Linked DNA regions of Homo sapiens: region 1 is linked to region 2. Evidence: read pairs that join two places in POLR2A ChIA-PET (ENCODE). Cell type or tissue: IMR-90. All regions are shown on one strand.

Evidence for each region. Peaks named below come from ENCODE experiments on the same cell type or tissue, not always from the same donor. Only the 100,000 strongest peaks of a DNase experiment are listed, where the experiment ranks them.
Region 1: POLR2A ChIA-PET joins it to region 2 with 6 read pairs; 2 of 35 experiments call an interaction of 5 or more read pairs at or near these places.

The regions. Positions count from the first base shown.
Region 1 is chr14:32,777,469-32,779,968 of GRCh38, reverse strand. All of the region lies in intron 12 of AKAP6 (A-kinase anchoring protein 6), which reads right to left. Among named protein-coding and RNA genes, the nearest start is that of NPAS3, 160 kb to the left of the region's middle. In IMR-90, no CTCF peak of the experiment used is centred here; no DNase peak of the experiment used is centred here.
Region 2 is chr14:32,656,085-32,658,584 of GRCh38, reverse strand. The region is part of intron 7 of AKAP6 (A-kinase anchoring protein 6); the gene reads right to left. LOC124903298 (a long non-coding RNA gene) reads left to right here. Exons shown (of 3, transcript XR_007064109.1): 3 at 1,980-2,068. Among named protein-coding and RNA genes, the nearest start is that of NPAS3, 280 kb to the left of the region's middle. RefSeq lists an enhancer at 1,208-1,277. In IMR-90, no CTCF peak of the experiment used is centred here; a DNase peak (open chromatin) is centred at 1,284.

The sequences.
Region 1 (2,500 bases), 120 kb before region 2:
TTCTTTAGGAACCTCCATACTGCTTCCCACAGAGGCTACACCAATCTACATTCCTACCAACAGTGGACAAGGGTTCCCTTTTTTCTACACCCTCACCAACAATTGTTATTCATTATCCTTTTGATAAAAGCCTTGGATAGAGTGTTTTAAGTGCCAATTAAATTGCTTTATAGTATCATTCCAAGTCTTTTATATCTTTACTGATTTTTCTGGTCTATCAGCTATTGAGAAAAAGTAATGGAATCTCTGCCCAAAATGGTCTGTTTTTGTTGTCTCCTCACAGTTGTATCAATTTTTGCTTTATGTATTTTAAAGCTCTGTTTTAGAGCATAAACATTTAGTAATGTTGTCTTCTTGATTAATTGGCATCTTTATCATTAAGAATGAGCTTCTTTATAATTTGTAATCTTCTTTGCTCTGAAATCTACACTGTTTACTATTAATACAGCCACTCCAACTCTGTTTGTGTTAGCTTAATATATATATTTCCATCTCTTAGCTTTATTATATCTTTATGTTTAAAGTGGGTTTCCTTTGTTTTTTTTTTTTTTTTGGTCCTGAGACAGAGTCTCACTCTGTTGCCCAGGCTGGGGTACAGGGGCACAAACACTGTTCATGGTAGCCTCAACCTCCTGGGCTCAAGTGATCCTCCCACCTGAGCCTCCTGAGTAGTGGGCAGCTGAGACCACAGGTGCACTGCCACCATGCCTGGCTAATTTTTTATTTTTATTTTTTTGTAGTGACGGGGTTTCACCATGTTGCCCAGGCTGGTCTCAAACTCCTGGGGTTAAGTGATCCTGCTGCCTCAGCCTCCCAAAGTGCTGAAATTACAGGTGTGAGCCACCACATCTGGCCTAAATTGGGTTTCTCATAGGCAACATGTAACTCAGTAGAGCTTTATAAACCTAATCCGATCATTGTTCCTTTTTAATTGGGGCTTTTAGTCCATTCCCATTTAACAGGATTATTTATGCAGTTGTTTTAAGTCTTCCATCTTGCTATTCTTCTATTTATTGCATCTATTTTTTATTCTTTTTCTTTTATTTTTTTTTAAATGATTCTATTCATTTCCTCTGTTGGCCTACTCATTATAGCTTTTTGTTATGTTTTTAAAGAGTTATAAGCTAGGCATGGCGACTCATGCCTGTAATCCCAGCACTGTGGGAGGCCAAGGTGGGAGAACTGCTTGAGGCCAGGAGTTTGAGACTAGCCTGCGCAACATAGCGAGATCCCATCTCTCCAAAAAAAAAAAAAAAATTGCTGGGTATGCTGGCATGCTCCTGTATTCTCAGCTACTTGGAGACTGAGGCAGGAGACCTGCTTGCACCCAGGAGGTCAAGGCTACAGTGAGCCATGATTGTGCCATAGCATTGTAGCCTGAGCAACAGAGTAAGACCCCGTATCTAAAAATACAAACAAATAAAAAAAACCCAAAACCATATATTTTATCTTATCACATGTCTAATTTTTTCTTTAATCCTCTTTTCAAAAAAAAAAACTTTAAATGATATTATACCACCTCACATAGAATAAAAACCACATAGTTCCTGGCCGTTGCAATATTTTGTTGTCATACGTTTGACTTCTACATATGTTATAAATAGACAATAAGCTGTTATCAACTTGATTTAAGCAGTCTATTACCACTTAAAGAGATTTAAATAATACAAAAAAAATTTCATAGTAACCCACATAGTTACTATTTTCAGTCTTCTTCATTCCCTTGTGCTTATCCAGGTTTCCATCTGATATAATTTTCCATTTGGTTGAAGGACTGCCTTTAACATTTCTTGTGGTACAGGTCGATGGGTAATGAATATCCTCAGGTTTTAATGAATGAAAACTATTTTGTCTTCATTTTTGAATGATATTTTCTCTGTATATATAATTCTAGGTTATTTTATTCCACTATCTTTTTATTTTTATTTTTCTGAGACAGGGTCTGACTGTCATCCAGGCTAGAGTGCAGTGGCACAAACACAGCTCACTGCAGCCACAACCTCCCAGGCTCAAGTGATCCTCCTGCCTCTGTCTCCCAAGTAGCTGGGACTGCACGCATGTGTCTTCAGGCCTGCCTAATTTTTGTATTGTTTTGTAGAAATGAGGTCTTGCTATGTTGCCCAGGTTGGTCTTGAACTCCTGGCCTCAAGCAGTCCTCCCACCTCAGCCTACCAAAGTGCTGGAATTACATATGTGAGCAAGAGCACCCAGCTTCCACCTTCCTTTTATTATGGGATTCTAATTCTAATCTTCAATTAGGCTGCTTGAAGATACCTCAGAGCTCACTGATGCTCTGATTTTATTTTGCTCTGTCTTTTTTTCTTTCTGCTTCATTTTGCACAATTTTTATTGCTATGTTTTCAGGTTTACAAATTATTTCTTCTGTGATGTCTAATTGGCTGTTAATCTCATCCAGTGTATTTTTCATCTCAGTAATGATAGTTTTCCTCTTTATAATGTGATTTCAGGTAGATATTTTTAATGTCTCTACTTAATATGA
Region 2 (2,500 bases):
TTCCATTAATATAGGTAATTAACATTAGCCTCTGCTTTAATTAACATGCATACTTTAATTAGCAAAGCATTAACCAACATTAAAAAATCTGATCTTCATGCATCACAAAAAACTGCAAAGTTATGACTACTATGTTATTTTTCTCCAAGGTTGTAAATCACAAAACAGTGATCACTTCTGAAGTACACATCAAATTTAGAATATTAAACAGGGAGATATGTACAATATGAGTGAAAACATCATTAAAATAAAAAAGGATGCTCTTTAGAAATTATAGAGCCAACAGCTTTCACATTTTAAACAGGAGTTACATTGTAATCTCTCAATGATCATTTGCAAGGCAGGAGACTTTTGGCTTGAAAAATCCCCATAGACTGTCGTCTTCCTTATATGTAATAAATCAATCACTATATAGAGTAGCATTATCTATGTGACCATCTACCTCCTAACCTCTTCTTATCTTTCTCAGGGATCAAAGAAAGCACCAGTTTCTGAAGACATTTAATACCTGAGGTCTCAGACTAGCACAAACTTCATTTTTAAAACAATCTACGTTGCCTTGTTTTATGTTTAAGATCCAAATGTGCTAGACTAGTTCTTTATTGTCAATCTACCATGTGTGCGACCACCAACAATTAAGGATGACTTTTGTTAAATATAAAATTGGCATTCATGTTCTTTCCTTACTATGATAATTAGATGTGCCAACTTTCAAATCCTGCTCATATGCTGTATAGATTTTTTTTATTACTTTAATGAAAACAGCATCATCATTATATGGAATAGAAGTACTGTAGAAATGGTATCCATGTAGCAGATCATTGTATTCTTTTATCCCAAGACATGATAAAATTATGGTAAAAAAAAAAATGGTGAGCTTTTAAAAACATGTACACTCACAGAAAAAGTAATCATATCCTTCCTGATTAAGCATTAAGAAAAACAATCATAATACTGCAGATAGATCAAAATTAAAAACAACAAAGTCTCTAGTAAGCCCGTGCTGGATATAAGGCAATATTTAGACACAGAGAAATCTGAAAGACCATGACAAAAAGTGTCCTGGATCTCATGAGCTTTCGTTTAAATCTAAACTGAAAATCTCAAAAATTAGGTCCATTGTGGTAAATGTTGGTGTAATGAGAGAAAAAGAGCTAGGGAGCAGCACTCACAGATTTGTAGGCTCATTTGCTGCTTTAAGCTGTTACTAACATTGGAATTGCTTCCATTGACTCTACCGAGGGTTGCGCTTCTCTCTTCTTGTTCCTGCCACGGGTTATTTCATCACAGCCACTACAGGGTCAGCATGAGTCAGCATCTTCTCTGTACTCCTTTTCAACTAACAAATGGGGAAATGAATGTTTCTTGGGTTTGCAAAGCCATACCCCAAGTTACAGTGATTTTCTTGACCTTTTTCCCTATGTCAAATCAGAGCCAGGGCTCCCAGGAGATCATGCAGGATCTGGCCATTCTTCTGGATCTGCGCTGAGGGCAGTACCCTGTAAATAGGTGCAAGGACACCTCTCAGTTCTGTTTACGTGAATTTGTGGAGTCTTTATCAAATTCTTCCCCTATTCTATAAACTGTATTATGACAAAATTCCATATATTGGATTGCCATATGTCAGTACTATTTATGCTCTGCTAATTAAATTCAGTTGGGCTTTCACTCAGGAAAGGTATAAGCAGGATAAACAGAGAGAAGCATATTTACAGCCAGGGCTTTAAGAAGCATAGAACCCTGCTTTATAAACATGTGACAAACCCTCACGAACTTCCTTGTAGGTTTTAAGTTCATAGGGCCTTCCTTAGAGAAGTCCTTCAGAGATGTAGGAGTGGAACAATAGCATCAACTACTGAGCCATTTACTTAACTGGGTATAAACACAGGCATTTACTTAACTGTCAATAATATTTAAAACAATTGCCTATGAGCGAAAGATTGCTCTACACTAAACGTATGTATTCCCCTTCATTCTAGGTCTCAGAAAGTAGTCTTCAGATTACCAGCTTCAGAATCAGCTGGTGGGTTCACTAAAATGCAGATTCCCAGGCCCAGTGAGGACTGAATAAATCTTAGTTTCCCAGGTGAGTCAGTTTTGGCTGGCACTCCCAGGTGATGCTTATTCAGAGTAAATCTGGAGAACTGCTAAGAAGGAGAGAAACCACTGTCTTCTATTTCTCATACTACAGGCAGTGGTCATGAAAGTGAGCAAAATACTCTGTACCTAATCTCATAACTTCTTTGTAGATCACTGTGGGAGAAGAAAATAGGTTTTGTTGGGACACAGCTTTCATTAAATAGAGTCACCTTTGATAATTAACTAAATTTGATGGGCAGATAATAAAAGTCACATAAAACAGAAAGATTTATGTTTATGTTTAATATATCTTTATAGTCATACACGCTATAAATATTGCTTCATGAGTGCATTTTAAGCATGAGATTTTTCCAAACACATTTATTTAAAAAAATCCAAATTAGTTCTGTTGGTATTCTAC